2 separate regions of the Homo sapiens genome follow, and region 1 is linked to region 2. Evidence: read pairs that join two places in POLR2A ChIA-PET (ENCODE). Cell type or tissue: GM12878. All regions are shown on one strand. Each heading gives the region's core, and the rest is flanking DNA. Links, peaks and the distances in the headings are about the cores only. Region 1 holds the start of CDR2 (cerebellar degeneration related protein 2). Region 2 overlaps EEF2K (eukaryotic elongation factor 2 kinase).

Region 1 (15,606 bases), core at 12,656-15,155, 130 kb before region 2:
AAAAAAAAAAAAAAAGAAGACTCTAATTCTATGAGTGGCAGGGTCCTAGAATTATCAAAAATGGGTTATCAAACCCATATGCATACCAAGCATTGTCTATAGAATAAAGAATGTTTTGTCCACATGTGTACTTGTATTCTTAAAATGTTTGTAGCTTCTGCTATAATGATTAAAAATACAAATCTGATTGTTTTCATCATGATGCAGTTCCCAAACACTTCAAAACTACTATTGTGTGGAGGCCAGCCAACATTTTTTACTTTAAAAGCAATTCTCAGATTTCAAAATGCTGGGAACTACCAGTGAAGACTTCACTCTAAGGAGTTCATCCCTGAGAATGAAGACTGAGGCTAGAGGTTGCTTGGTTACTAAAAGAGTCAAAAACAAGGGAGACAGTAGAATCAAAAGCCAAGACACAAATTTAGCCTACCAAAACCTAGGGACTCTTGTTTCTTTTAGTTTTATTTCAGGCGTGCTAAAACAAGAAGCATGCTGCACCTTTCTAATCTGATCTATCACTAAGTTGCATGGCAGGTATTTGTAAACTTATAATTCTGCAAAAGGCCATAAGCTTTCTGAGAGTTGAATTCAATTTTTTTTTCAAAGATTTAAGTTAAGTACCCAGCCTGTCCGAAACATAAGAATATAAGGTTTCAATTGCATTATGAAAAACTCTACGGTCTGAACTTCGTGGCCAGGCACAGTGGCTCACGCCTGTAATCCCAGCACTTTGGGAGGCCGAGGTGGGCAGATCACTTGAGGTCAAGAGTTTGAGACCAGCCTGGCCAACATGGTGGAACCCCATCTCTACTAAAAATACAAAAATTAGCCGGGTGTGGTGGCAGGTGCCGGTAATCCCAGCTACTCAGGAGGCTGAGGCAGGAGAATGCTTGAAACTGAGAGGTGGAGGTTGCAATGAGCCAAGATCATGCCACTGCGCTCTAGCCTGGGCAACAGAGACACTGTTTCAAAAAAAAAAAAAAAAATTTAAAACATTAAAAATTTAAAAAAGTCTACATTCTGAACTTCTCTTTGTTTTTACATATTGCGTGAAGTAGAAATCTTTATTTCCTTCTGCAAAAGGAGCCATTAATATTTTCCTTTAGATTACTGTCATCCCAATTACAATGGCAGATACTATGAGATCCACCGTCACTGGGGCGGCAACGTCCTGGGTCCTAAGTCTGTGGCTCGTATCGCCAAGCTCGAAAGGGCAAAGGCTAAAGAACTTGCCACTAAACTGGGTTAAATGTACACTGTTAAGTTTTCTGTACATAAAAATAATTAAAATAATACAAATTTTCCTTAAAAATAGATTACTGTTATCATAGTAAATACTTATTTCTGTAAGTATCAAACTGAAAATCACCACTTACAATTTTTTTAAAGCCCCCATTGCTACCTAAAAACTCTCCTTACATGACTTTACTATAGCAATAAAACAAAAGAGAACAAGAGCATTTTATCTTTACAACCGAAGACAAAGGATTTCTGAATCTGATCTTATTTATCACAACATATTTTATAAAGAAAACTTATAAAGTTGGCCAGGCATGGTGACTCAGGCCTGCAATCCCAGCATTTTGGGAGGCCAAGACAGGCAGATTGTTTGAGCCCAGGAGTTCAAGACCAACCTGGGCAACATGGTGAAAACCTGTCTCAACAGAGAATACAAAAATTAGCCAGATGTGGTCGCACATGCCTGTAGTCCCAGCTACTAGGGAGGCTGAGGTAGGAGGATCACCTGAGCCCTGGGAGGTTGAAGCTTCAGTGAGCTGTGATAGCGCCACTGTACTCCAGCCTGGGTGACAGAGTGACATCTTGTCTCAAAAATAAACGAAGAAACAAACAAACAAAAAGAATTAAATAGTAGCAAAATGGTGCCATGGTTAGTTAGGCTGGGCAAGTTCATTAAATAATGGTGAATTATTATGAACACCATAAATTCTCCTTTTGGAATCAACTTGGGTGGTTATTTACTAACCTACTAAACCAAATAATATTAACGTCACTGAAGAGGTTACTTATGATTGCTTCTAAACCATGACTGAGTAGACTCTAAAAGAACAATGGAAACTTCACCAAATTTAGCACAGAAAACTGACACCAGTTTTTCAATGCAATTTTTGTTCAAGATTTTCCAGGGGAAAAGAAGTTTCCTTAAATAGTGTCCTTAAAAACAACCCAATAACACACCAAAAGACATAAAGTTTGTGGGTTTTTTTGCTTTTTTAAACTATCAATAACTTTATTTATTCACTTATTTATTTTTTTTGAGAGGAAGTCTCACTCTGTTGCCCAGGCTGGAGTGCGGTGGCATGATCTCGGCTCACTGCAACCTCTGCCTCCCGGGTTCAAGTGATTCTCCTGCCTTGGCCTCCCAAGTAGCTGGGATTCCAGGCATGCGCCACCATGCCCAGCTAATTTTTGTATTTTTAGTAGAGACGTGGTTTCACCATGTTGGCCAGGCTGGTCTCAAACTCCTGACCTCGTGATCTGCCCACCTAGGCCTCCCAAAGTGCTGAGATTACAGGCGTGAGCCACCACGCCTGACCCTCAAAAACTTTAATTCTCCATATCTTTCTTTTCTTTTCTTTTCTTTTTTAAAGGAGAATTGTTGACTGGGCGCGGTGGCTCACACCTGTAATCCTAGCACTTTGGGAGGCTGAGGCAGGCGGATCACTTGAGGCCAGGAGTTTGAGATCAGCCTGGCCAACATGGCTAAACCCTGACTCTACTTGAAACACAAAAACTAGCCGAATATGGTGGCACATGCCTGTAATTCCAGCTACTCAGGAGGCTGAGGCACGAGAATCACTTGAACCAGGGAGGTGGAGGTGACAGTGAGCAGAGATGGTGTCACTGCACTCCAGCCTGGGCCACATGGTGAGACTCTGAAAAAGAAAAAAAAAATGGAGAATTGTTAAAGAACATTTCAATATGCATTTGAAGTCAAAATGAGCTTCTGTTTTCGATGGAGCAAACAGCGGGCACTTTGAACCTTGCGAATCAGTGATAAGAATCGTGAAGGGGGCCGTGCACGGTGGCTCACACCTGTAATCCTAGCACTTTGGGAGGCTGAGGCTGGTGGATTGCCTGAGGTCAGGAGTTCAAGTCCAGCCTGGCCAACATGCTGAAACCCCATCTCTATTAAAAATTCAAAAATTAGCCAGGCGTGGTGGTGGGCGCCTTTAATCCCAGCTACTTGGGAGGCTGAGGCAGGAGAATCACTTGAACCCAGGAGGCGGAGGTTGCAGTGAGCCAAGATCACGCCATCGCACTCCAGCCTGGGTGACAAGCGTGAGACTCTCTCAAAAAAAAAAAAAAAAAAAATGCCCCTGCATGATTCTAGCCCTTTAGCTTCCACAAATCACCATTGCCAATTATTCCTAAATCCAACTTGCTATCTTTCCAAAGGGTTCTATCTTTAGTGATTAAGATAGTTTGTTTGAAGTGATCTTATTTCAACTCTGAATATCTCGATGGACAACTAGGGCAGTAGAAGAGGCTTTACAGGACCTCACTTTCTTTTCTTTCTTTCTTTTTTTTTTTTTTTTTTTGAGACAGAGTCTCACTCTATTGCCCAGGCTGGAGTACAGTGTCACGGTCTCGGATCACTGCAACCTCTGCCTCCAAGGTTCAAAGGATTCTTGTGTCTTGGCCTCCCATGTAGCTGGGATTACAGGCTTGCACCACCACTCCCGGCTAATTTTTGTATTTTTAGTAGAGATGGGCCACCTTATTGGCCAGGCTGGTCTTGAACTCCCAACCTCAGGTGATCTGCCTGCCTCAGCCTCCCAAAGAGCTGGGATTACGGCATGAGCCACTGTACACAGCCTTTTTTTTTTTTTTTTTTTTTTTTTTTTTTGAGACAGGGTCTTGCTCTGCTGTCACCTATCATAGCTCATCGTAACCTCAAACTCCTGGACTCAAGCAATTCTCTCACCTCAGCCCCCCAAGTAGCTGGGACTACAGGTGTGCCAGTAACATTTTGCCTTTTTGAAGAAAGGGATTTGTGAGTTTACCATTCCTCTTTTATTATTATTATTACTTTCTAACAGTGTTATTCCTTCTACATTTTTTGCTTGGCATCCTACTGTAAGAAAGTTTTCTTTTCTCTCCCATTTATTTATGTCAGTATGGACTCATGGATTCTTTCCTTTTTATTCAATGGGTTATAATCCATTACTATGATTATTTATTGTGATGCTCATAATTGGTCCTCAAGGGTACCTGCACTTCTACAGTATAGGTCACAAGAACACAGCCTTACATTTAAAATGAGCACAAAATACTTGCTTTCAGGGTCTCTCTGATTCAGATAGCTCTGTGAGCAAGGCAAACAATCATCTTTCCTGTAAACTGTTTGCTAAAAGGCTTCTCTGCTGGTACTGAGTATGGCGAGAACTCTAGGTTTTCTCACTCTAGGTCCCTTGTGCTTTCCACTCTATTCAGCAGTCTCCTTTAAGGACTGAAGGGTAAAACTTCAGGTAACAACTCCACAGTGGGAGGTCTTGTCCTTGGCAAGACTTCTCCAGAGTAGCCTACAGCCTATGTGTAAGGTAACCCTGGAGTCAAGTGCTGTTTGATACAGCATCAGCGTGAGGTTAGGTTATGCTGGTTTGAGCAAAGATGGGAGGCAGAGAGACACCCTGAATTTTATTACCCACAAGAATTATTCAGGATGAGTTTTTCCCCCCTTCCAAATTACCCAAGTCTTTTTTTATACAGAAAGACAAAAAAAGTAGCTTGAGTCTATAATTCCTTCCCTACAATTTCCCTTATTTTTAATGTGCAAGTAACTAAAAAAGCAAGATCACAGAAGGGTTTATAACAAAAAGCCAAAGTCCCCAGCCTCAAATCACTCCTCCTCTTAGGAAAACTTTTTTTTTTTGTTTGGTTTTTGAGACGCAGTTTTTGCCCAGGCTGGAGTGCAATGGCGCAATCTCGGCTCACTGCAACTTCCACCTCCCGGGTTTCAAGCAATTCTCCTGCCTCAGCCTTCCAAGTAGTTGGGATTACAGGCATGCGCCACCACGCCCAGCTAATTTTGTATTTTTAGTAGAGATGGGGTTTCTCCATGTTGGTCAGGCTGGCCTCGAACTCTCGACCTCAGGTGATCCGCCCGCCTCGGCCTCCCAAAATGCTGGGATTACAGGCGTGAGCCACCGTGTCCAGCCTCGGAAAACTCTTAATTGCTTCCCATTTTTAGTTCTGGCAGCTCTCTCCATATTTGTGGAAACTATTCATTGGATTATCAATGTAAGGTATTATCTGTCGACTCACTTCTAAAATAGATCAGGATTTAACACTCCTCTCCACCTCTTCCCTCTCTCTGAATTTCTAACAGTTTATTACCTCATGTTCTAGAGATAATCTTTCAATTGTATACTTAAACCTCGATTTTTTTTTGTTTCGTTGCTCAAAGTTAGTTAGATATTGGCCCTGTTGTCTTCCATCAGCTGCACCTTTACCTTTACGTCAAGGTTGAGAACATTGACCTTCAGGTCTGTCATCCTGCTTAAGAGTTTCCGTGCTTTGTCTGCAAGATGGTGCTTAAAGCTTTACCTAGGAGCAGTATTTGCTGGGTTATGTCGGTGGAGGACAGCGTGCTCTGCCTCGCTGGCTACTAAGTGCTGGAGCTGCAGCCTGTCCCCTCCAGGTGCAATGTCACGTCCCCAGATGCTTAACTTGTGGTCTAGGGGTACCTTTTAAAAATCGTTGCAACACTGCTTACAATTTTCGCCCTCCAAGTGGACAGCTTCGGGCATCCCTCACCGCCCCAGATTCTCAAGGGGGTCTGGTGCCCACCGTTTTATGTAGCGTGAGTTTAATTCCCAGGGCTCAGATGTCAAGGAGACAAGAGCTACCGCTCAGTGGGCGTTTTCTCAACCCAAACTCCCGATCGACCTCGAGTCTCCCCGCCGGACCCGGAGCAAATCTCAGAGTCAAGATGCGAGAAGGGGTGGCCGGGCGGCGGACCTCAGGCTTCCGGCACCCTTGCGCTTCCCGCCGGCACGAAGGACTCCCCTGGACAACCGCCCGCCTCTCAGAGGCCGGAGTCCTAGGCCCTCCGGCCTGCGTTGCCTGTCCACAGACGCGCCGGCCTCGGGACACCCACCACAGGGGTAAGACGCGCCTCTGCCAGCTCCCCAGCCCGAAACCCAGAACGCCCTCCTAGGAGCCTCACAGCGCAGATCAGGGGACGGGCTTTCGGCCGCACCCCTTCACTCTTTCCCCGCCTTCTTTGTTTATTCCGGACCCACCATTGGCTGCTTGCCCTCGATACCGGGCGAGCCGCCGGTCTTTGGAGAGAGGCGATTGGACGAAGTCCCTGCCGCTCGGCCAGCAGCCCGCTCGCGATTGGTTGAGGCGCCGCCGGGGGTTTGAATCGCATCCCCGGCCGGGGAGGGTTCTGCCAAAGTGCCACGTTGGGCCCGGCGGCGGCGTGAAGACTGGCGGCTGCGTGAGACTCCGGCTCCAGGCGTTCGCACCGTAATGCCCGGCCGTTGGGGCCGTCGGTAGGCGCGAGGCGAGTCGAGGCAGCCGGCCGGTCGGCGGCCGCCGGCGGGAACGGGGCTGAGGCGGCGCAGCGGAGTCTGGGCGGCGGCGCGTCCCGCCCGAGGGCGGCTCTGGCTGAGGGCGGAGGGGCCGGGGAAGAGCCCGGGGCAGCGGCTGAGGCGGGACGGCGGCGGGGGCCGCTGCCCCTAGAAGACCCAGCCGAGATGCTGGCGGAAAACCTGGTAGAGGAGTTTGAGATGAAGGAGGACGAGCCGTGGTACGACCACCAGGACCTCCAGCAAGGTGAGGGCGGGGGCGCCCCGCGGGCGGGCGGCGGCCTGGCCCGGGAGGCCCCCGCTGCGAAACTGTTAAAAAGTTGCTTTTTGTGGCGGCGGAGGATGCAGGTGCCGGGAAGGGCTCAGGCTCACCTGGCGGCTGGGCCGGCCGTGCCCGCGGATCCCGCCCGCAGGAAGCCTCGGCACGGGGCCCACGGCCTTGCTAATGCGCAGTTGAATATCAGCCCCGAGGCGCGTGGGGGCCAGGGACGAGCCAGGCACCGTTTTAAGCGCTTTCCGTGGATTAGCTAGTTTAATCCTCACTGCATTCCTCCGAGGCAGACCCGGGTGAGCCAGTGTGTCCCGCAGTAAGTGGCATAGCCCGAGAAGCCGCCCCGTCGCAGGCTGTCTAGCCCAGCGCCTTTCATGGCCAGCGTGGAGGGCCGGCTGCTGCAGGTGGTAGTTGTTTTGCGGCGTAGCGGGAGCTGTGCGCTCCGCACCGTAACTCCAGGAGACAGTAACTTTTTAAAAATTAATGTTTGAGGGTACATGGTAGGTGTATATATTTGTGGGGTACATGAGATGTTTGGATACAGGCACGCAGTGTGAAATAAGCACGTGATGGAGAACGGGGCGTCCATCCCAGCATTTATCCATTGAGGTACAAACAATCCAATTACACACTTTTGTTATCCCATTTTCCATATGAGGAAAGCGGAGATTAAAACGGTAAAGTGGCTTGCCTAAAGCTAAGTGTGGGAGGGAGTGTTTTTTGAACCCACACACTCAGAAGAAGAGTTGTAGTCACTGCTCAAACCCCATCTCTTCCTTACCATCCTAGTTTACAGTTTTTTTCAGTTGGGCGTTAAGCTGTTAGGCATAGTTCACCAGATGCCAATTGAAACGACAGAAGAAAGAGCGCATCTATCTCTGCCACTTTTCTTCAGTTTGCACGCCAGCTTTCACTTAGAAACAGGCCTGCCGATGGTGTCTCCAGAGAACAATCGTAGAGTAGCCCACTCTTTGGGGCCAGTGGGGCCCCTGTTTTTCTTATACTAATAGCAGGAGCTAGCAGTTGGGGAACACTTTTTATGTGCCTAACACTGATAGGCCCATAACACAGTTGCTCATTTAATTCTCCCAGTAACACAATAGAGGTAGTAATGTTGGGGAGTGCTAGGGTTCTCCTTAAGACTCCAGAGCAAACGTTCTTAACCGCTATACTGAGTACTGAACAATCCTCAGGAATTTTTCCAGGCATCTTCAGTTTCTGCAATTCTGTGTAAATGCTCTCAGCTCTAATCTTGCAATGAAAATTAACATCTCATTTAGTTGAATATTAAATGATCATGTTGCTTGTTCATGCTAACCACTGAACATGGCAGAAGAAAAGAATGTAGACCTGAATAACTCAGAAAAGGAAAATAAAATGAGCACCTCTTTTGGAGGAAGATAATTTCTTAAATTAACATGCAATCACTTTAACCAAAGTAATTCACCTTTATTACACTTACAGAGTCCAAGCTACTTAGTGGTTGCAGTGCAGTGTTTGGCACCATCTTCTTTATGTCCAAGAGACAAATTTATTATACATATTAACAAACCTGTTTTCAGATTTCCCCGTAAGGATTGATGGCCTAGTTTGATAGTTTCTCCAGGATTTGTGAGGCAACCACTGTACCACTGCAGTACTTCCCTATAATTTAATTTGTATCATCACAACTAAATATTTCTCTTTCCTGTATTTAAGAAGCATTAATCTTTAAGGGCATAGAGGGGGCAGGTTCTTTTTTCTTGTGTTTCCAGCATCTAGCATAATACTTGGCACATACTGGAAGCTCGATTTTAATATTTGTTGAACTGCACTGAAGCACTCGCACAGAATTGTTTTCATGGCTCTCTTCCATCAGGTGCCTTAGTCCACGCTGCATTCTCCCGCTGTGGGAGGTTGTTAGGAACAACAGCTGTAACACTTCAATCTACCGAGCAGCAAGTGCAACGTGTCAGGGTTACACGAGGAATTCTCTTTAACCTCTGATCAAAATAAAGTCATCAGCTCTTCAAGTTTAACCTTAAAAACACAGGTCTGGGCTGGGCGCAGTGACTCATGCCTGTAATCCTAGCACTTTGGGAGGCCGAGGCGGGCATATAACCTGAGGCCAGGAATTCGAGACCAGCCTGGCCAACATGGTGAAACTCCATCTCCACTAAAAATACAAAATTAGGTGGGTGTGGTGGCAGGCCCCTGTAATCCCAGCTACTCGGGAGGCTGAGGCAGGAGAATTGCTTGAAACTGGGAGGCGGAGTTGCAGTGAGCTGAGATCGTGCTATTGCACTCCAGCCTGGATGACAAGAACGAAACTCCCTCTCAAAACACACACACACACACACACACACACACACACACACATATCTGAACCTCTTTACTGCCAGTTGCATTTCTGTGTTTTTCAAAGGGCTGTTACGTTATCACAGTGGACTTTGACTTAACCCTCTGTGTCATAACCAACTATATGGAGTACGAGTAGAAGATGTGAAATTCCAACAATTGTAACTTGTGAATATGGCCTGTCAAAGAATAAAGGCTACAGTGTGAATAAAAGGGTATCCTTTCCCCAGTTTTGCTAAGTTATATGTTAACTCCTAAACTTTTAACAGATTTTAAAACTTGTTCATTTCTCAAAAATGTATTATCTGCTCTTTGCCAGGTATTCGCCTGGGCCCTGGGGCCACAGCACCTCCCCACATGAGTGGATAGGTAGGATTCCTACTCCCATAGAGTGAATGTTCCAGGAATCTGTTCACTAGAGAAGCCTGGAGGTGCCGCCTCATGGGATGTGCCCACTACAGCGCCTCGTACATTGTAGGCCCTCAGTAGACACTTGCTGCTGAATTAAGTTTGGGAGCAGGTCTGTCCTGTTAAACAGATTATTCAGCAAGTCTAGTGGGATTTTATGTGCAGGCATCTGTCCGTTTTTTAACATCCTCATTATTATTACTGAGCAAGGCTTATTTGGAGAGAACTGCTTAAAACTTTTTTTTTTTTTTTGAGGTGGAGTCTCGCTCTGTCCCCAGGCTGGAGTGCAGTGGCACGCTCTTGGCTCACTGCAATCTCCGCCTCCCGCGTTCAAGCCATTTTCCTGCCTCAGCCTCCCAAGTAGCTGGGATTACAGACACGTGCCACCACACCCAGCTAATTTTTGTATTTTTAGTAGAGACGGGGTTTCCCCATGTTAGCCAGGATGGTCTCAATCTCCTGACCTCGTGATTTACCCGCCTCGGCCTCCCAAAGTGCTGGGATTACAGGCGTGAACCACCGCACCTGGCTGGAAAACAACTTTTAATGATCCTGTTCTCAGTATCTTACAACTATAGAATGTTTTCCTTTAGCAGTAGTAAGCCATGCTCTGAATAGATTGAATCTTTGTATCAAAGTTTCCTAGGGTATCCGTTTTTAAATTGAAATTGCTGGAAATTTCTAACCTCAGTAAACTCTGGTCTACTATTCATACCTTGTTAGAAACATGTAAAGCTTTTGTGTAGGCAGGAGGAGAAAACCCTTTGCTGTTACAAAACTCTTTGATGAAGAGACTGTCTTTTGTCAGAGAGCTGAGTTGGCTCAGTAGGAATACTGACAATAATCTCTGTGGGTAAGATCTTTTCTGGGACAGCAGGAGCCTTCAGTGCAGGTAATGATGGTGCTTGCTTTGAAACATGCCCCTGAGAACAAGGTGGAAAGACTTCAGAGACTGGATTTTCTTTTAAACCAGCTGCTATTGTCATTTGGTGAGCTGTGCAAACTTAGAATAAGGATTCAGGTTTCTGTTATGTGGATCAGTAAATGAACTCTTAGTTTAAAGGAATCCTAAAATTGCAGGATGAGTACATCCTCCTTGTGTACAACTATTTTGCTGAATCACTGTTTGGAGGGTTATTAAAACTGACAACATCATTTTTCTTGATATTTATATTCAGGTTTTCTGCTTTCCCAATTATAGTAACATTGGCAACAGGAGTTAAACAGAAGCATCACTAAATGACGCATTTGACTTTGTAATAGGAAAAACTTTCAGCCTTACTGTTAGTGAATTACTCCTACAGACTACAGCTGCCAGTACTAATTTTTTGCCTAAAGCATAGAGCTGAGTATCTGTTTAAAGCTAACAGTTTACACCATTAAAAATATATTATTACCTGCAAAGACTCATTAGTGAAAGAATATTCAACATATGAAGGTATTGATATGTTGAAATTCTCAAGCCTGCAATAAATCTACAGTATTTTTAGTAGTTGCCTAAACCAGGCCAGTTCAATAGGATTTAGAGAAGACCCTCTTAATGAAAATTCATTTTGTAATCCTGTAGAGATGAACAGGTGTATAAGGCTTCGAAACTATATTATTTCCTTTTCTTTTGTGCCTTAATTAAAACTATAAGGGACATTCAATATTCTATTCCCTCCACTAATTATTTAGAAAACTTTCTTGGGCTTACTGCCAGCTTTTGGCCTCTTTTGGTTATGGAAGCCAGCTGCTACTCAACAGGAAATGAACTTTTTTTAAAGACAAAGTCCGGTGTCTTTAAGCTAACAGATGAAGTAATATCCTGTTATACAGTGTGACTTCACAGGAGCTTTCTTGTAGTTGGGACTTGTTAAAATTCTATCCTTAACAGCCTATAAATATTTAGGAGATCGAGACTTCAGGTTTCTGAGCCAGGCTGGTGCTTTGTTTTACTGGAAATAAGGTTTGAGATAAGGACAAGTCTCAAATTCTTTTTTGTTTGCTATCTACTAAAGAGTGCTGTCCTTGGTATCTCTTTCTGCAGGAGCAGGGAAGAGGTTCCTGGCTACTCTTAAGTAGCACAGGTAGTTCCATAACTGAATGAAAGTGGTGATAGTCTCAAGACAGTCTGGATTCTGGGAGAGGTTTCAGCCCAGTTGGGTTTTGTTTTTTTTCTTTTTTTTTTTTTTCCTGCTAAGAGACAAGGTCTTGCTATGTTGCCCATGCTGGTCTCGAACTCTTGGCCTCAAACAGTCCTCCTGCCTTGGCGTCCCAAAGTGCTGAGATTACAGGTGTGAGCCACCACACCCGGTCCTTGGCTCAGGCTTTGATTGCTGGTTAAGAGCATCTTTGGTGAATCTGAGCCTTCCCAGTGAGGAATTACCACTTCACACATTTAAGAAGGAAAGACTTAAGTAATACCTAGGTAATGTTTTTATACTTTGTCTTTAATACAGTGTGGTAGCTTCCATATGGGTCTATGTATACACATTACACACTCTGTGAGTACAAAATCATTTTTTCTGGAACATGTTGAGCCATACATAGTTCCTTTTTCATTTGGTGAAAACAGGGTATTAACTTGCCTGGGGTTGTATGTGCTTTCACTAGCAGAGCAGGCAATAAAAACCCAAATAGTTGAACTCTAATTTCTCATTGCAATCTGTGAAAACAAGTAGAAGAAATTAAGTACCTCAACAAGGGGAACATTTGTATTCTCTACCTTAAAGAAGCCTGCGGACCTCTCTTTCAATTGCCTTAAAACTCTGCAGATGAAGATAACAAAGAATCGTGATGAGAGTGAGAGTGAGAACCTGTTGACCTAAGAGTTTCTGTTTGATCTGTGACTCACCTTGGAGCTTGATTAGGTCAATTAACAGTTTTGTGCTTCAGGCTGTCTCATCTGAGAAACTGGACTAAATACCTTTAAAGATATAAAGACTAATGTCTCTAGAAAACAAAAAGTAGGCTGGGGGCAGTGGCTCATGCCTATAATCCCCAGCACTTGGGGAGGCCGCGGTGGGCGGATCACTTGAGGTCAGGATTTCGAGACCAGCCTGGCCAGCATAGTGAAACCCCATCTCTACTAACAATACAAAAATTAGCCAGGTGTGGTGGTGGGTGCCTGTAATCCCAGCTACTCAGGAGGCTGAGGCAGGAGAATCACTTGAATCCAGGAGGCAGAGGTTGCAGTGAGCCGAGATCGCACCACTGCCCTCCAGCCTGGGTGACAAGAGTGAGAGACTCCATCTCAAAAAAAATAAATAAATAATGACAAGAAAAAGACTAATGTCTCTTAAATGCTTTGAGCTATTTGTAAAAGTTCTGTGTTTTGTAAATACAAGTTATTTCATAGATTTAATGGAAGTCTTTATTTTTTATTTTTTTATTTTTGAGACAGGGCCTCACTGTATTTTTGGTAGAGATGTAATTTCACCATGTTGCCCTGGCTGGTCTCGAACTTCTGAGCTCAAGCAGTCCATCTGGTTCACCCTCCCAAAATGCTGGGATTATAGGCATGACCCACTGCACCTGGCCTCTAAAGTCTTAATGAATGTAATGACTAATAGACATTGTTAGTTTTGAAATCACAAGAGAATGTATTTTAGCACCTATCTACCAACAGTATACTGTTTTATTTTAAATGGGTGTAAAATGTTTTTAAATGATCTGGAGTTGGGTGTGGTAGGTTTTGCTGCTTTTTCCAGAGTGAAAACTAACCAAGTAGAATACTAATTATGCACTTGAGTGGACATTACAACAACTAATGCTGTTGTTACCATTTACTCAATGCTAAGTTTTACTATGAGTAGTGGTGGATAGCCATTAAGCCTTATTTGTCAACCTCTAAAAATTAAGTTTAAAAATCATTATGTAGTGAGTTTCCTTGTTTTTATGATAAATTTTTTTCATAATACTTTTATGACAATAACTGAGGCTACTTTCCATCATACCTAGAATAAAATTTAAACTTTACCTACCATGGGCTATAAAATCCTATATGATCTGATCCCTCATGCTTCTATCATACTGGCTGCTTGTCAGGTTGTAGAATATGCCAAATTCATGGCAAGTTCTTCATCCTTCAAGCTTCAGCTAAAAGGTCTTGTCAGACCTTCCTTATGACCTCCCTTTCTAAATTGGGCCCTAGGCTGGGCACAGTGGCTCATGCCTGTAATCCCAACATTTTGGGAGGCTGATGTGGGAGGATGTGTTGAGGCCAGAAGTTTGAGATCATCCTGGGCAGCATTGTAAGACCCTGTCTCTACAATAAATCAGTAAGTAAGTAAGCTGGGTTTGGTAGTGCATGCCTGTAGTCCCAGCTGTTTGGCAGGCTGAGGCAGGAAGATCACTTGAGCCCAGGAATCCAAGGCTACAGTCAGCCATGAGTGCACCACTGCACTCCAGCATGGCAACAGAGCGAGACCGTGCCTAATAAAGAGACAGAAAAAGAAAGCCCTTTGTTCATTATCACCAAATCCAGGTTTTTCTCCCCCGCTTTATCTTTTAGACTTTATATTGAATTGGTCAACAAATCCTTTAGCTTTACTTTCAAAACATGTCAGAATTCTGCCCCTCCTCTCCCATCTTCATCTCTGCCACCCTGGTCCAAGCCACCATCATCTCTCACCCAGACGATTGCAGTATCTTTCTGTCACTCTGCTCCCACCTTTGTCCCATTCACCCTGTATAACAGCAGCCGGAGTGATCCTGTTAAACCTCCATTGGATTCCTTCATTTGGAGTAAAGGCCAAACTCTTGACCTCTTTAGTTAGGCCCTCCGCAAACTGGCCATCTTGGAGCCCCTCTGATTTGAGTCTTCCCCCTCCCCTCCCTGCCCAATACATTCTGCTCCACCCTCCTCAGCCTCCTTAATGACTCAGTCATGCTTCCTCCCAGGTGCTTTGCACTTGCCTTGCCTCTGCCTGGAGTGCTGTTTCCCTGATGGATACACATGGGTCACTTATTCTGTTCCTTCACACATTGATTCTAATGTGGCCCTGGTCACATGTTCTTAAATTTCAGCCTCCCACATCCACACTCCTCCTGTACTTCTTCCTTGCTTTATTTTTTTCTCTTTAGCATTTATCGCTATCAAGTTTTATTGTGCTGTTTCTCCCAGTAGAATATAAGCTCCATGAGGGCAGGGATATTTTTTTAATGTGAGTTCCTTATGGCTCCTGGGCACCATCCCAGTGCCTAGAATAGTGTCTGATATTATTGAGTATATGCATGCATGCATGAATACTGTTTATCACAGTATGTGAGTTTAGTTACTCATTTGTCTGGCTTCCTCCACTAATCTGGGAATGTCAGCAAAGCAGGACTTCATTTTATTCACTGTTCTATAGCTAATGCTTAGCATAGTGCCTGGCAACAAAAACATTCATTTGTGAATCAATGACTATTAATAGTACTTTGCGTGCGTATTGCAACTTAGTTTGTAAAGTACTCCTTTATGTATTATTTCATTTGATTTTCACAATCTTATATTGATAAGACAGTCATCTCTCTAAACAAGAATACTAACTATAGGGGCCTTAAAGTCACCATATTGAAAGTGTTCTGGTAAATGATAGAACTGGGCCTGAGACTTACCTGCCCAGAGTGCAGTGCATTTCCCACTGTATCAAAGGACTGCTCCATAAGATTTACTATGCAAAGAAGTATTTCAATGACGTATGTTACAACTAGTGTCCTTTCTTATATTGTTAACTAAATTTTCATTTCTGGGAGTTGAGTATAATATAAACAAATCCTGTTTTATGGGCATTATACCTAAGAATAGAGAGAGTTGAAAAATGAGGTTTAAAATAAAATATGGTTCTGTGCTAAATGGAAGTATGAGCTACTGACATGTAATTACCTCAAAAACCACATTTCTGTTTTGCTTTTCTAGTTGCTCATCTTACAGAAGGACACGAAGAGAAGTAGAGTGACCTGGGGCAGTGTTCTTAATGCTGATGTATTTTTCCTTTTCTTGACTTAATAAATTTTAGTCCCCTTAGGAGTCCAGGATATATGACAATAAACTTTAACAGTTGTATT
Region 2 (16,324 bases), core at 4,964-7,463:
CCAAAGTGCTGGGATTACAGGCGTTAGCCACTGCGCCTGGCCTAGAGTAATATTTTTAAGCTTTATGGCTGGCTTTGGGAAAAAGGGGTTCTAGTTTCTATGACTGGTAGTGGGCAAGGGCAATTCTAGTTTCTTTTTTTTTTTTTTTTTTTTTTTTTTTTTTGAGATGGAGTCTCGCTCTGTCACCCAGGCTGGAGTGCAGTGGGGCGAACTCAGCTCACTGCAACCTCTGTCTCCTGGGTTCAAGCGATTCTCCTGCCTTAGCCTCCTGAGTAGCTGGGATTACAGGCGCATGCCACCGTGCCCAACTAATTTTTGTATTTTTAGTAGAGATGGGGTTTCATCACATTGGCCAGGCTGGTCTCAAACTCCTGATCTCATGATCCGCCTGCCTCAGCCTCCCAAAGTGTTGGGATTACAGGCGTGAGCCATCGCACCCGGCCAATTCTAGTTTCAATGGCTTGCTTAAGGAGACAACAAGGGGTGAGAGACAGGAGGGCAGGAGATGATCAGAGAGGGGCTATTTCTGAAGCCTTCACTTTGGGGTATCATTTTCTGAGCCCCAGTACCAGGTTGTGTGATGGTAAATATATATTTTGTTTTAGATTCCATTTCCTGGCATGCAACTCTGAAAGTCCTTGGAATCTCCAAAGTGACGTCTTTTTTTTTTTTTTTTTTTTTTTTTAAGACTGAGTCTCACTCTGTCACCCAGGCTGGAGTGTAGTGGCACGATCTCAGCTCACTGCAACCTCTGTCTCCCAGGGTTCAAGCAAGTCTCCTGCCTCAGCCTCCTGAGTAGCTGGGATTACAGGCGCCTACCACCACACCCGGCTAAATTTTTAGAAGAGATGGGGTTTCACCATGTTGGTCAGGCTGGTCTCGAACTCCTGACCTCAAGTGATCCACTCACCTCGGCCTCCCAAAGTGCTGGGATTACAGGCATGAGCCACCATGCCCAGTCTTCTTCTGTACCCTTTGTAACATCCTTTATAATAAACCAGTAAATATGAGTAAGTGTTTCCCTGAGTTCCGTGAGCTGCTCCAGCAAGTTAATCAAACCCAAGGAGGGGTTCATGGGAACCCTGATTTATAGCTGGTCAGAAGCACAGGTGAAACCACTTCGGGCTTGCGATCAGCAGTGAAAGTCGGGGACGGTCTTGTAGGACTGAGCCTCCAACCTGTGGGATCTGATGCTATCTCCAGGTAGATGGTGTCAGAATTGAATTGAATCATAGGATACCCAACTCAAAACTCCTCTAATTCCTTCAATTAGAGGAACAGAATTAGACGCACATCTGCTGGTGTCCACTGCAGAGCTGATTACTTGCTTGTGGGTGGGGAGAAACCGCCACACATTTTGAGCTCACAGAAGCATTCTGTGTTGTAAGGGTACAGTAGGTTAAATTAAGTTTGTTTTTGTCACAGATAGGTGCATACCTAAGGCAGAGAGAGCTTGGAGAGGGTTCAGGGAACATTTCCATCTCTCCTTTCCCAGAGTAAATCAGCCCCTGGGCCTGGCCAGGCCTCACACAAGTTTGCCTGGTGGAAATCTCCTCAGCTCAATGGATCCCTAAAGTTTGAAACCTCCCTCCGGGCTGAGGTGTTCTTAACTCTAGTTGGAGGTTTCCCTTAGCGCACCTCTCAGCCGGGGCAGACTCCAGAACACCCCACCCTCGGTGAGAACAGGTTTCCCAGAGCCTGATGCCTCCACCGGGAAAAACAAGCAGAGGCCTGGCAGGTTAACCTCCCCTAGGCTCAGAGGGAGGAAAGCTCTCCAGAGCTGCACAGTTTGCACCGGCCCAGGGCAAGTATAGTTGATGCTTGAATGACATGGGTTTGAAGTGCGTGGGTCTACTTATAAATGGACTTTCTTCAATCAATATATTGGAAAATGTTTCAGAGATTTGCAACAATTTTATTTTATTTTATTTTTGACATGGAGTGTTACTCTGACGCCCAGGTTGGAGTGCAGCAGTGCTATATCAGCTCACTGCAACCTCCACTTCCTGAGTTCAAGCGATTCTCCTGCCTCAGCCTCCTGAGTAGCTGGGATTACAGGTGCCAGCCACCACGCTTGGCTATGGCTAATTTTTGTATTTTTAGTAGAGATGGGGTTTCACCATGTCGGCCAGGCTGGTCTTGAACTCCTGACCTCAAGTGATCTGCCCACCTCAGCCTCCCAAAGTGCTGGGATTACAGGTGAGAGCCACCTCACCCGGCCAGAGATCTGCAACAATTTAAAAAAACTAGCTCAGTCTAGCCTGTCTAATAGGTACCTTGTGAGAACCACGAGAAGGATTCAGTGAGGTAATGCACCGGGCCTTAAGCACGCATTAGCATGCCAATATTAGCTGCTGTTATGATTACTCCCTTCCCCTGACCCCCAAGAGTACTTAGGCCTCACTGATTGGGAACAGAAGCTGGACGTATAGCCCCCAGGACTCCTCGAGACCCCACACAAGCTGCTGACCTGTGTCGAGTAGCACGTTCGGTGGCAATATCTTCCAGGTGGAACTCAGCCCAGGGGTCGGGCATGTGCTTGGCCTTCTGGATTGCGTGCTTCCAGGCTTCCTGTGGAAGGCAAAGGAGAAGGTAGGAACATCAGGCCCAGGTCAGGGGCTTTGGGGACAGCGTGGACTCCTCCTGCCCTGTTATTTCCTCTGGAGAGGCAGACAGTATCAGGACAGAGAGAGACTCCTGTCTAGTAGCCTTTCAGGAACACAGTCCCCAAAAGAACCTATCTGCACTCACAGGCACAGCCTCCCTGTGGGCAGAAATGGCACATCTTAACTACACAACGCTTGGATCAAAGAGTTGAGAATGAAAATAGGATACCATTCCCCCATTCAGGTTGGCTAACATTTCATTATATATATATTATATAGGATATACACACACACACACACACACACACACACACACACACACACAATACATATATAGAAACAGAATATAACGTATATATATATATAGAAACAGAGTCTCACTCTGTCACCCAGGCTGGAGTGCAGTGATGTGATCTTGGCTCGCTGCAACCTCCACCTCCCGGGTTCAAGCAATTCTCATGCCTCAGCCTCCCAAGTAGCTGAGATTATAGGCGCCCGCCACCACGCACTGCTACTTTTTGCATTTTTTGGTAGAAACAAGGTTTCACCACATTGGCCTGGCTGGTCTCGAACTCCTGACCTCAAGTGATCCACCCGCCTTGGCCTCCCAAAGTGCTGACATTACAGGCGTGAGCCACTGTGCCCGGCCTCTTTTTTTTTTTTTTTTTTTTTGAGACAGGGTCTTACTTTGTCGCCGAGGCTGGAGTGCAGTGGTGCAATCTCGGCTCACTGCAACCTCTGCCTCCTGGATTCAAGCGATCCTCCCACCTCAGCCTTGGGAGTAGCTGGACCTACAGGTGCACACCACTATACCTGGCTAATTTTTGTACTTTTTGGTAGAGACGGGGTTTCGTCATGTTGGCCAGGCTGGTGTCAAACTCCTGACCTCAAGTGATCCACCAGCCTCGGCCTCCCAAAGTGCTGGGATTACAGCAGGCTGGCAATTATTTTAATGAGATGAAACATTTTAGCGAGTGCTGGCCCGGATATCAGGGAACGGGTACCCTCACACACCATCGGGGGTATAAAACTTTTCTAGGCTGGGCTGGGTGCAGTGGCTCGTGCCTGTAATCCCAGCATTTTGGGAGGCCGAGGCAGGTGGTTTACCTGAGGTCAAGAGTTTGAGACCAGTGTGGCCAACACGGTGAAACCCTGTCTCTACTAAAAATACAAAAATTAGCTGGGCATGGTGGCACACGCTTGTAATCCCAGCTACTTGGGAGGCTGAGAGAGGAGAATCGCTTGAACCCAGGAGGCAGAGGTTGTAGTGAGCCGAGATTGTGCCATTGCACTCCAGCCTGAGTGACAGAGGGAGACCCTGTCTCAGAAAAAAAAAAAAAAAAAAAATAGGCTGCATCTCTGGTGGAGATTCTTGACCTTACCAGACCCAATGACCTCTTTTTATAATAAATATTATATAACACCCCATTTTACTGCCCTATGTGAAATTCATAGATAACATAAATTTCTAAGCTCAGAGCTAGAACCATGCCAAAGATATGTTGCCTTTTTTATTTTTTATTTTTTTTTCAAGAGACGGGGTCTCACCCTGTCCCCAGGCCGGAGTGCAGTGGCATGATCACGGCTCAGGTGATCCTCTCGCCTCAGCCTCCTGAGTAGCTAGGACCCCAGGCTGAGCCACCATACCTGGTTAATTTTTTAATTTTCTGTAGGGACAGGGTCTCACCATATTGCCCAGGCTGGTCTTGAACTTCAAGCGATCCTCCCACCTCAGCCTCCCAAAGGATACGCCGCCTTTACACATAACATAGCATTTAACTCTGGCCTCAGATAATTATGAAACGATTCCCATGAGCTGTTCCAAGATCTTGTGGGATGCAGGAAAATTCATCGTGCAGAACAGCCCTGTTTCAGGGTTGCTGGCATTCCCGGCCTTCCCTAACTCTATGCCAGCAGTGCCCACCACCCCATCATTATGATGGCCCAAAAGAACTCCCAAATCTATCAAAACCTATTGAGAGTAGCCAGGCATGGTGGCTCACGCCTGTAATCCCAGCACTTTGGGAGGCCGAGGCAGATGGATCATCCAAGGTCAGGAGCTCGAGACCAGCCTGGCCAACGTGGTGAAACCCCGTCTCTACTTTAAAAAAAAAAAAAGCTGGGTGCATACGTGTAATCCCAGATACTCGGGAGGCTGAGGCAGGAAAATCGCTTGAACCAGGAGGTGGAGGTTGCAGTGAATGGAGATCAGGCCACTGCACTCCAGCCTGGGTGACAGAGCAAGACTCTGTACCCAAAAAAAAGAGTCCAGCTTCCCAAGGACTCAGCCCAAACAGGGCTTCACCTCATCCCCAGCACTGGGTCCTGCTCAAAATAGAAGCAGCTCAGGCAGTGGAGCTGGGCCTTCCAATACACACACACAGAGCCCAGGCCTCTCACTCTCTCTAGGGCTTTCTTTTGTTTTTGGGTTTTTGTTTTGTTTTTTAAATAGGAATAAGGTCTCTCTCTGTTGTCCAGGCTACGTGGTGGTAGTGTGATCATAGCTCTCTGCAACCTCAAAACTCCTGGGCTCAAGCGATCTTCCTGCCTCAGCCTCCTGAGTAGCTGGGACTACACTTGTGTGTCACCATGCCCAGCTAATTTTTTTATTTTTATTTTTATTTTGCAGAGACCGGGTTGCACTACGTTTGTTGCCCAGGCTGGTCTCGAACTCCTGGCCTCAAGTGATCCTCCTGCCTCAACCTCCCAAGGAACTAGGATTACAGAGATGAGCTGCTGCACCTAGCCTGCTGGGGCTTTTTTACCTCTGCAGAGTTCAAAAAATAAAGCCTGTAATTCTTTTCTTCTATTTTGGTAGCTAATTTAGACTTAATTTAAAAGTTGGAGAATACAGAAGACAAAAGTCAAATCCACCATATACCATCCACTGGAGCAATGCCGTAGACTAATTCTTTTCCAGATCTTCTATATGTTTTTTTTTTTTTTTTTTTTTTTTTTGAGACAGTCTCCCTCTGTCACCCAGGCTAAAGTGCAGTGGGGTGATCTCAGCTCACTGCAACCTCCTGGGTTCAAGCAATTTTCCTGCCTCAGCCTCCTGAGTAGCTGGGATTACAGGCGTGAGCCAACATGCCTGGCTAATTTTTGTATTTTTAGTAGAGACGGGGTTTCACCATGTTGGCCAGGCTAGTCTCGAACTCCTGACCTCAGGTGATCCACCCGCCTTGGCCTCCCAAAGTGCTGGGATTACAGGCGTGGCCACCTTGCCCGGCCTACATGCATTTTTTAATAAGATTGGTATCATACCATAAAATATAATTCACCTCCTTACAGAAGAGTGGGTCAATGGGATTTTGTGCTTTATTTAGTGATCTCAATTTTTTTTTCTGATTCCAAAGTATGATCCACATCACATAAAAACTGCAAGCACTATAGAACTCTGAATTAGAAAGCGGAAGTCCTCCCTAATCCACTTCCTCTGAAAACCACAGCTGACAGTTGATGTAGACATTCTGCAAAATTTTTTCCTATGCCTCTGTGAACATAAACACATATTTAAGAGCAGTTTAGGCCGGGCGCGGTGGCTCACACCTGTAATCCCAGCACTTTGGGAGGCTGAGGCAGGCAGATCACAAGGTCAGGAGTTTGATACCAGCCTGGCCAACATGGTAAAACCCTGTCACTACTAAAAATACAAAAATTAGCCGGGCATGGTGGCACGAGCCTGTAATCCCAGCTACTTGGGAGGCTGAGGCAGGAGAATCGCTTGAACCCAGGAGGCGGAGGTTGCAGTGAGGCAAGAGAGCACAACTACACTCCAGCCTGGGCGACACAGTGAGACTCCATCTCAAAAAAATAAAAATAAAACAAAATAAAAAGAAAGAGCAATTGGACCACACCACATGTTCTGTTGTGCATCTGACTTTTCTTAATGTAAGATCTTGGACATCTTTCCATGTCATATGTGCAGACTGGCTGGGGTAACCTCCTTTCATTTCCAGAACTACCAGATATATAATTATATAAATGTACCTTAAGGTATTTGCCTAACCTCCAATTGAATAATGTTTGGGTTCCCTCCAACATTTCCTAGTACAAACAGTGCTGAAGTGAACATCTTCCTATCCAAATCTTGGGCGCTTGTGCAAGATCTCAGTAGTACATATTTTTTGGGAAATGTAACTGCTGGATCACATTTAAAATCTAGAAATGACTGAGTTCTCTGCCAAAAAATTTATCCCAAGTTATACTCCAAGAAGCAGTAAACAAATCACTAAAATTCTTTTGGCACAGACAGTACATCAGATAACTATAAAATTTATAAGTTATTTGCATCCTGCTTTAATAGTTGCATAATAATCTACTGTATAACTTTTTTGTTATTGACTTGATTATTCACCTGTTGCTCTCCACTGTTAGACTTCAAGCTTGTCACTGATTGCTCCCTGTTGTAAATAACCCCACAGCAGACATGTGTATGTCTAAAACATTTTTCTGAATTTCGGTCCCTGTACCTTTTTTTTTTTTTTTTTTTTGAGATGGAGTCTGGCTCTGTCACCAGGCTGGAGTGAAGTGGCATGATCTCGGCTCACTGCAACCTCTGCCTCCTGGGTTCAAGCGATTCTCCTGCCTCAGCCTCCTGAGCAGCTGGGACTACAGGCTTGCGCCACCACGCCCAGCTAATTATTGTATTTTTAGTAGAGACAGGGTTTCACCATGTTGGCCAGGATGGTCTCGATCTCTTGACCTTGTGATCCGCCTGCCTCGGCCTCCCAAAGTGCTGGGATTACAGGCATGAGCCTGGCCCCTGTACTTTTTCTCTTAAAGAGACAGGGTCTTGCTCTGTCACTCAGGCTGGAATGCAGTGGCATGATCACAGCTCACCGCAGCCTCAAACTCCTGGGTTCAAGTGATCCTCCTGCTTCAGCTTCCCGAATAGCTGGGATGACAGGCGCTTGCCATCATGCCTGGCTAATTTTTTAAATTTCTGTACAGACAGGATCTCGGTATGTTGCCCAGGCTGTTCTCAAACTTCTGGGCTCAAGTGATCCTCCTGCCTTGTCCTTCCAAAGCACTGGGATTACAGGCATGAGCCACCACGCCCAGCCCAATCCCCGTAACTTAAAGCACCAGTCTCAGCTCATATTCCGGCTGCTACAAATGGCAGGGACAGCCTTCGACCTCCACCTGTCAGGAGAGCCTGCAGGGTTGAGAATTCAGCAGGCCACCCTTCCAAGCATGTCTGTACAGGTGCCCTGTTCTCTGTCTACGACACACAATTCTCTGACAGTGCCTCTCTCAAACGACTCCGCCACTCCGTAAGCCACTAACAGGGACCGTCCCCATTCAGTGAAGATTAGCAACAGAAATTACCTCCTGGCTGGATGCCGTGGCACCAACCACAAAACAGGGAGGAAAGTACTGCAGAATTAGAGGGTGTGGTATTTCATAGAATAAAAATTACCTTTTTTCCAAACCCAGAACAGAGTCATGCCAGACCTTATTGGCAACAGGTGGGATTAATGCAACTGACTTTTTTTTTTTTAATAAGCACAGTATAAAAAGTACTGTACTAACATTCATGTCCCTGACTCTGGTTCCAGCTTACTGACTGGCTGTGGGAACCTCCATTTCCTTGTTTACAAACAAGGATGAAGAAGGTTTTGGCTGCTGGTGGTCCACTTTTTTGTGGCCCCTGCACCCAGGGTAGACACACTCCCACCAAAAACAGTGGCTCACTGGGGTGGCAGTGCTTATTATGGGTGACTCCTGCTGGAGCTACAAATCACCAGTAATGTTACCATCAGGTGGGGAATGGAAGCAGGTACTGCCATCTTTGAGAGCCACCTGGCAGTGGCTATGAACCTTCTTCTGCACCGACTTCTGACCCAGCCATTCCTATCACCTACCCAGGTGTGTCCAGGTAAGCTGGTCCAAGGATGATCAGTGCTTTTTTTTTTTTTTTTTTTCCTTTTTTCTTTTTTTTTGAGACCAGGTATTTATTACTTTGTTGCCTAGGCTGAAGTGCAGTGGTGGGATCATAGCTCACTGAAGCCTCCAACTCCTGGGCTCAACGAATCTTCTCAACTCAGCCTCCCAGGTAGCTGGGACTATGGGTGCTCACCATCATGCCCAGCTAATTTAAAAAATTGTGTGTGTGTAGAGATGACAGTCTCTCTATGTTGTCCAGGGTGGTCTTGAACTCTAGCCTCAAGGTCAGCACTTATAATGCCATAATGATCAGGCAGTACAAACTGCCCATCTGTAGGGGGATGATCACATACACTTGGTATACTCAAAATAAGATGCTAGCACGGGTGATCTTTGTATTCCCCCCGGGCAGGGAGTGGGGGACGTGGTCTCACTCTGTCGTCCAGGCTGGAGTGCAGTGGCGCCATCTCTGCTCACTGCAACCTCCGTCTCCTGGGTTCAAGCAATTTTGTCTCAGCTGCCTGAGTATCTGGGATTACAGGTGAGTGCCACCACACCCGGCTAATTTTTGTATTTTTAGTAGAGATCAGGTTTCACCATATTGGTCAGGCTGGTCTTGAACTCCTGGCCTCAGGTGATCCACTCACCTTGGCCTCCCAAAGTGCTGAGATTACAGGCGTGAGCCACCGCACCCAGCATGGGCAATTTCTAAGACCTATTGTTTAGGGGGGAAAAAAGCAAGTTACAGAACAATACAAACACTATGATACCACTTACTGGTGGCGGAAACCCACAAATCAATACCATGGATTTTCTAAGGATGTGTGTGTCTGTAGACATACACACAAATGTATACTTATATGCAAATGCACAAAAAGAGGTCTGAAAAGTAATTTATATGAAACTAATATAATTCTTATCTCTGGGAATAGAAAGGGATAAGAAGTTGCTCAAAGAGACCTCAGTTTATCTATGTTGTTTGCATTCTTTTTACAATGAGAATGTATTTAGGTAATGCCTGTGTAAATCAAAGTTAAGAAACAAAAATTACTGGGTTAGACGAGTTTTCTTCTTTTCTTTTTTTTTTTGAGACAGGGTTTCACTCTGTTGCGCAGCCTGCAGTGCAGTAATGGAATCATGGCTCACTGAAACCTCAACCTCCACCTCAACCTCCCGGGTAGCTGGGCCTATGGGCACACGCCACCACGCCTGGCTAATTTTTTGTATTTTTGTAGAGACAGAGTTTCACCATGTTGCCCAGGCTGGTCTCAAACTCCCGGACTCAAGTGATCCACCTGTCTTGGCCTCCCAAAGTGCTGGGATTACAGACATAAGCCACTGCGCCTGGCCAGGTTAGATGATTCTTAAGGCCGTGCCAGCTCTAATATCCTCTATTTCTAAGGATTCCGGAACTCAGTTGTTGAGTAGGTTAATTAATCTTACATAGAACAGAGGGCTATGGGCCGGGTGTGGTGGCTCATGCCTGTAATCCTAGCACTTTGGGAGGCCGACATAGGTGGAGCACTTGAGGCCAGGAGTTTGAGACCAGTCTGGTGAACATGGTGAAACCCCCTCTCTACAAAAAATATAAAAATTAGCTGGGCGTGGTGACGTGTGCCTGTGCTCCCAGCTACTCAGGAGGCTGAGGCATGAGAATCGCTTGAACCCAGGAGGTGGAGGTTGCAATGAGCTGAGATTGCACCACTGCACTACAGCCTGGGTGACAGAGCAAGACTCTGTCTCAAAAAAAAAAAAAAAAAAAAAAAAAAAAGAGGTCTGTGGATATTTCATAAAAAAAGGAAAACATAATTCTGGCTACAGAATAGAAAGGCTGTGGTTCTTCAAAGTCTGAGAGTACAAAATAAAAATAAATAATAGTGAAATCATAATAATTATATACCAGGAAAGGGAGATGGAAATAATAATAATGATTACTATAGTAATAATAATTTACTTCATCGAGTATGCCAGGAGTGAGGGTGGAGTGCCGGCAATGTGTTTGCAAATGTTTTGGCACGTGGGATGTTATCACTGTTGTTGCCAATTTTATATTACTGTTATTATTGCCATTATCACAGTAATCAAGGCCCCTGGTTACTTGAGGACACATCCAGTGACTCACCCAAGCCTTTATCACCTGTTACAGTCACTTCATGTTATAAAATCATTTTTTTCCCCATCATCACTTCTGCAGACTTTATGAAATACAGCTCAGAAGTCTAGGCAACATTGCGAAACCCTGCCTCTACTACAAATACAAAAAATTAGCCAGGCATGGTGCCATGCGCCTGTAGTAATAGCTACTCAGGAGGCTGAGGTGGAAGGATCACCTGAACCTGGGAAGTCGAGGCAAAAAAAAAAAAAAAGAAATACAACTCAGAGACAGCCCAACTACTCTCCCCTCCTGCAGAGCAGTAATGGGCTTAACCAAACTCAAGGGCTCAAATAAAAGAAGCGGGAAGAAGTGGGGGAACACAGTGAGGCTCTGGAATGGAAAGAGACCAACAGTGGTGTGTAGAGGCCACAATCTATGCCACATGCACTTAGAGGTTTGGTACAATTATCAGTGGAACCCAGCATGGAATACAGCAGCAAAAAACTGGAAACCAGGCACAGTGGTCATGCCTGTGATCCCAGCAATTTGGGAGGCCAAGGCAGGAGGATCACTTGACACTTGGAGTTCCAGAGCAGCCTGGGCAGCATAGCAAGACCCCATTTCTACAAAAAAAAAAATACAAAAATTAGCCAGGCGTGATGGCGCATGCCTTTAGTCCCAACTACCTGGGGAGCTGGGGTGGGAGGATCACTTGAGCTCAGGAGGTCGAGGCTACAGTGACCCATGATTGTGCCACTGCACTCCAGCCTGGGCAACAGCATGAGACCCTATCTCTTAAAAAACAAACAAACTGGCCAGACGCGGTGGCTCACGCCTGTAGTCTCAACACTTTGGGAGGCTGAGGCAGGCAGATCACCTGACGTCAGGAGTTCGAGACCAGCCTGACCAACATGGAGAAACCCCATCTCCACTAAAAAATGCAAAATTAGTCAGGCGTGGTGGTGCATGCCTGTAATCCCAGCTACTTGGGAGGCTGAAGCTGGAGAATCACTTGAACCCGAGAGGCAGAGGTTCCAGTGAGCTGAGATCGTGCCATTGCACTCCAGCCTGGGCAACAAGAGCGAAACTCCATCTCAAAAACAAACAAACGTGGAAACTGCCTAAGTATCCCACAAGAGGCAATGCTTAAAGAAACTGTGGTGTAGCCATACAATGGGCTGACAGAGCCATCAAGACACTACATCCATATTTACTGATCTGAAAAGACATGATGATTTCTTGCTTGCCGAAAAAAACTGGTTACTGAAGACATATATAGCATGATTCTACAGTAGCAACAAAATGTCCATATTTGTGTATATTTAAAGTGAAATACAGTAAAGTCTGAACTATACACTAAGATCTTAATAGCAAAATATCTGCACTTTTTTTTTTTTGAGACACAGTCTTGCTCTGTCTCCCAGGCTGGAGTGCAGTTGTACAATCTCAGCTCACTGCAATCTCTGCCTCCCAGGTTTAAACAATTCTTGCGCCTCAGCCTCCCCAGTAACTGGGACTACAGGTGTGCGCCCCCATGCCCGGCTAATTTTTTGTATTTTTAGTAGAGATGGGGTTTCACCATGTTGCCTGTAATCCCAGCTACTCAGGAGGCTGAGGCAAGAGAATCACTTGAACCTGGGAGGCAGAGGTTGCAGTGAGCAGAGATGGCACCACTGCACTCCAGCAGGGGCAACAGAGTGAAACCGCCCCTAAAAAAAAAAAAAAAAAAAAAAGCAACAAAAAACATTATGCTTAGCAAAAGAAGCCAGACATAAAAGGCCACATGTTGTATGATTCTATTTATGTAAAACGTCCAGAAAAGGCAAGTCCAGAGAGGCAGAAAGTGGACTGGTGTTTGCCTGGGGCTGGGTGGGATGTGTATATTAGAGCGTGATGGCTAAGGGGTATAGAATTTAGTTTTTGGGTAAAATGTTCTAAAAGTGGTTGTGGTGATGGATGCATAATTTTATGAATATACTCAAAGGCTTTGAATAGTACATTTTAAATGGGTAAATTGTATGGCATGTGAATTATATTTCCAAAAACTGCTAAAATTTTTTTTTTTTTTTCCTGTTGCCCAGGCTGGAGTGCAGTGGTGCGATCTTGGCTCACTGCAACCTCCGCCTCCCGGGTTCAAGTGATTCCCCTGCCTCAGCCTCCTGAGTAGCTGGGACTACAGTCTCACACCACCACGCCCAGATAATTTTTGTATTTTTAGTAGAGATGAAGTTTCACCATATTGGTCAGGCTGGTCTCCAACTCCTGACCTCAGGTGATCCACCAGCCTCGGCCTCCCAAGGCAATCATTATTCTTTGATCATGCTGTTAGAGCTGCCCTCAGTGGGTTACAAGTATGAGTGTAATCACCAAAGTTGGCCAAATAAGGGCATGGGAAGCAGGTGTACCCACCCATCATGGGGGGCACACACGATGGTGTAACCTCTTTGAGGAGCAACCGACAACACCTATCCCAGTTTAAACACACAAACGTTTTGCCTAGCCAGTTCACCTCTGGGGGGGGTCCTCTGGTGGGCACGCCCATTCATGGGTGCAAAGACACATGCACAAGGAAGTGCTGTTTGTGGCAGGACAAGACTGGAAATAACCTACATACCCTACAAGGAGGGGCTGGCTACATTTATTATGGTGCTTCCAACAATGAAATGATATTCAGCCATTAAATAACCAACAACAGGCTGGGCATGGTGGTGCATGCCTGTGGTCCCAGCTACTCGGGAGGCTGAGGTGGGAGGATCACTTGAGCCCAGGATTTCAATGCAGTGAGCTATGATCACACCACTGCACTTCTGCCTGGGCAACCCTATCTCAAAAGAAATTTTTTTAAATAAGGTGATCTATGTGTATTGATGTGGAATGAGCTCTGAGATATTCTCAGATCAGGAAAATATTTTTTTGCCAGGGGGCAGGGGAGAGGGTCTCGCTCTGTTGCCTAGGCTAAAGGGCAGTGGTGCAATCTCTCACTGCAGCCTCTGCCTCCCAGGTTCAAGTGATTCTCCTGCCTCAGCCTGTGGAGTAGCTGGGATTATAGGTGCCCACCTCCATGCCCGGCTATTTTTTTTTTTTTTGTATTTTTAGTAGAGACGGGGTTTCACCATGTTGGCCAGGGTGGTCTCGAACTCCTGACCTCAAGTGATCTACCTGCCTCGGCCGCCAAAAGTCCTAGGATTACAGACATGAGCCAGTGCACCTGGCTGAAAATAATATTTAAAAATAAAATTTCCCACCTTAATAACAAATTAAAAACATGTATTTGCTCCCTATGCTTATTCTAGAAAATGTAGAAATGACAGAGAAGGAGAAAAGGAACACAGTCCCTCCTAATCCAATCCAAAGACAATTCCTGCTGCCCTGGTGATGTGCTTCCCCTCAGGCCTTGGCTGTATGTGTACGTGCGAGTTTCACAGAGCTATAATCATGCTGTATTCTTTTTAGATTTAACTCTGGAGCAGAGGCACTTTCCCACGTTATCATAAACTCTATAAACATCTTTGGATGACTGCCTGATATTCTATGGAGAGGGCGGCCCCCTGAATGGTTCTGCCACGTCTCCACGGGAGCTTGGGCAGAAGGCTGGGCTTGACAGCGATAGAATCTGACCTTTCACAATCCACACCCAATACCTGCTGGGTGTGTTCCTTGGAGGGAGGCCAGCGGGCCATTTTGGTTAAACAATCCAAGTTTCCAGGTCACAGTGCGTTAAAAAAAAAACCACTTAGGTTTATGGGATGCTGAGGGAACAAAGGTTGGAAAGCTGAGCTGTTGTCTCCCTCTGAAGCCACCCCTGGCAACACTAACCCAACAGAGCCTGCTTTCGATAACCTAGAAAGTAAGCAATGAAGTGCCAACTCCCGTCCACACACAGTCAAACATTTTATCAAGTCCTACTACGCAGGACCAAGGGAATGGAGGTCGCATCAGACACAACCCTACTCTTGCAGTCAGGTGCTGACTCAAACAAAGAACGACACTGGAGAATGACTCACACACATAAAGGTCTGCTAAGAGCCCCACGGAAGGCAGAGCAGAAAGCCTGGAAAGGTTGTCTTCAATCTGGGCTCTGGGCCAGGCTCAATCGCTTATGCTTGTAATCCCAACACTTTGGGAAGCTGAGGCAGGAGGACTGCTTGAGGCCAGGAGTTCAAGACCAGCCTGGGCAACGTAATGAGACCCCATCGTTCCAAAAAAAAATTAAGAAGTTGGCCAAGTGTGGTGGTGCACGCCTGTGGTCTCAGCTACTCAGGAGGCTGAGGTGGGAGGATCGCTCAAGCCCAGGAGTTAGAGGCTGCAGTGAGTTATGATCATGCCACTGTACTCCAGCCTGGGCAACACAGCAAGACCTTGTCTTTAAAATTAAAAAAATAAAAATTAAAGCTGGGTTCTGAAGGAGGCAGAACTGTAATTTTGATAGACCAGGACATCAGTTGAAAGAAATTTTATAAGGCAGAGGTGTGAAAAAGGGAAGCCCATTCCAGGAGCTTCCAGATGTGTGTGAGTGGAGGGGATGAACAGAGCCTAGAAAGGTCCTGGAGCGGAGGGACCTAGAAGACACTCCCATCCTGGTGATGAAGCTTTTTTTTTTTTTTTTTTTTTTGTTTGTTTAAGACAGAGTTTCGCTCTCGTTGCCCAGGCTGGAGTGCAATGGCGCGATCTTGGCTCACTGCAACCTCAGCCTCCCAGGTTCAAGTGATTCTCCTGGCTCAGCCTCCTGAGTAGCTGGGATTACAGGCATGTGCCACCATGCCTGGCTAATTTTTGTATTTTTAGTAGTGACAGGGTATCACCATGTAGGTCAGGCTGGTCTCAAACTCCTGACCTCGTGATCCACCTGCCCCAGCCTCCCAAAGTGCTGGGATTACAGGTGTGAGCCACCGTGCCCGGCCAGAAGTGATGAGTTTTGAGGAGGGGGTATTTATCAATGTATTTGAGGAAGAGGAAGTTACCTGGTTATTTTACTTTATTTTTCTTAACAACATCTTTTTCTCCACATAAGTGATACATATGTGTAACTTTAAAAGTTTAAAATGTTTAAAAAATATACAAAGCCCCCCTTTAATGGTACCTCTCCCATAGAGAGAACTGCCACTAACTGCTGGGTGCAAACTTCCCCTTCAAATGGTTTTTGCTATGCAGATACCAATATATATGTATATACATTTTTAATAAAAATAGGATCAGGTCGGGCGTGGTGGCTCATGCCTGTAATCCCAGCACTTTGGGAGGTCGAGGTGGGTGGATCACGAGGTCAGGAGTTCAAGACCAGCCTGGCCAACGTGGTGAAACCCCCGTCTCTACTAAATATACAAAAAATAAATAAATAAATAAACAAATAAAAAATTAGCAAGGCGTGGTGGCGGGCGGCTGTAATCCCAGCTATTCGGAAGGCTGAGGCAGGAGAATTGCTTCAACCTGGGAAGCAGAGGTTGCAGTGAGCCGAGATTGCACCACTGCACTCCAGCCTGGGTGATGGAGCAAGACTCTGTCTCAGAAAAGAAAAAAAAAAGCATCATACTATATTTCAACTTGCTTTTTAACTTAACTACATATATAAAAATGCTAACATTTTTTGACTTTATTATGGACCAGGCTTGTGCCAAAGGCTCTTTATGGATTTGCACACACACATACTATATGTAATAGTAGGCACTGTTTTAGAGTGAAATCATGGCCAGGCGTGGTGGCTCACTCCTGTAATCCCCCTTTGGGAAGCTGAAGT

Evidence for each region. ChIA-PET counts read pairs that join two places held together with the same protein. Peaks named below come from ENCODE experiments on the same cell type or tissue, not always from the same donor. Only the 100,000 strongest peaks of a DNase experiment are listed, where the experiment ranks them.
Region 1: POLR2A ChIA-PET joins it to region 2 with 7 read pairs; 7 of 35 experiments call an interaction of 5 or more read pairs at or near these places.

What each region holds. Positions count from the first base shown.
Region 1 is chr16:22,365,429-22,381,034 of GRCh38, reverse strand. It overlaps CDR2 (cerebellar degeneration related protein 2), which reads left to right and starts at 6,416. Exons shown (of 5, transcript NM_001802.2): 1 at 6,416-6,804. The coding sequence starts at 6,726. It overlaps CDR2-DT (CDR2 divergent transcript), which reads right to left and starts at 6,148. Exons shown (of 3, transcript NR_148970.1): 1 at 5,812-6,148; 2 at 5,475-5,708; 3 at 2,855-2,894. RefSeq lists enhancers at 5,644-5,693, 6,034-6,113 and a silencer at 6,654-6,883. In GM12878, for the core only: no CTCF peak of the experiment used is centred there; no DNase peak of the experiment used is centred there.
Region 2 is chr16:22,230,877-22,247,200 of GRCh38, reverse strand. It overlaps EEF2K (eukaryotic elongation factor 2 kinase), which reads right to left. Exons shown (of 18, transcript NM_013302.5): 3 at 2,471-2,571. Among named protein-coding and RNA genes, the nearest start is that of EEF2K, 33 kb to the right of the region's middle. In GM12878, for the core only: no CTCF peak of the experiment used is centred there; a DNase peak (open chromatin) is centred at 6,040; H3K27ac peaks cover 337 bases.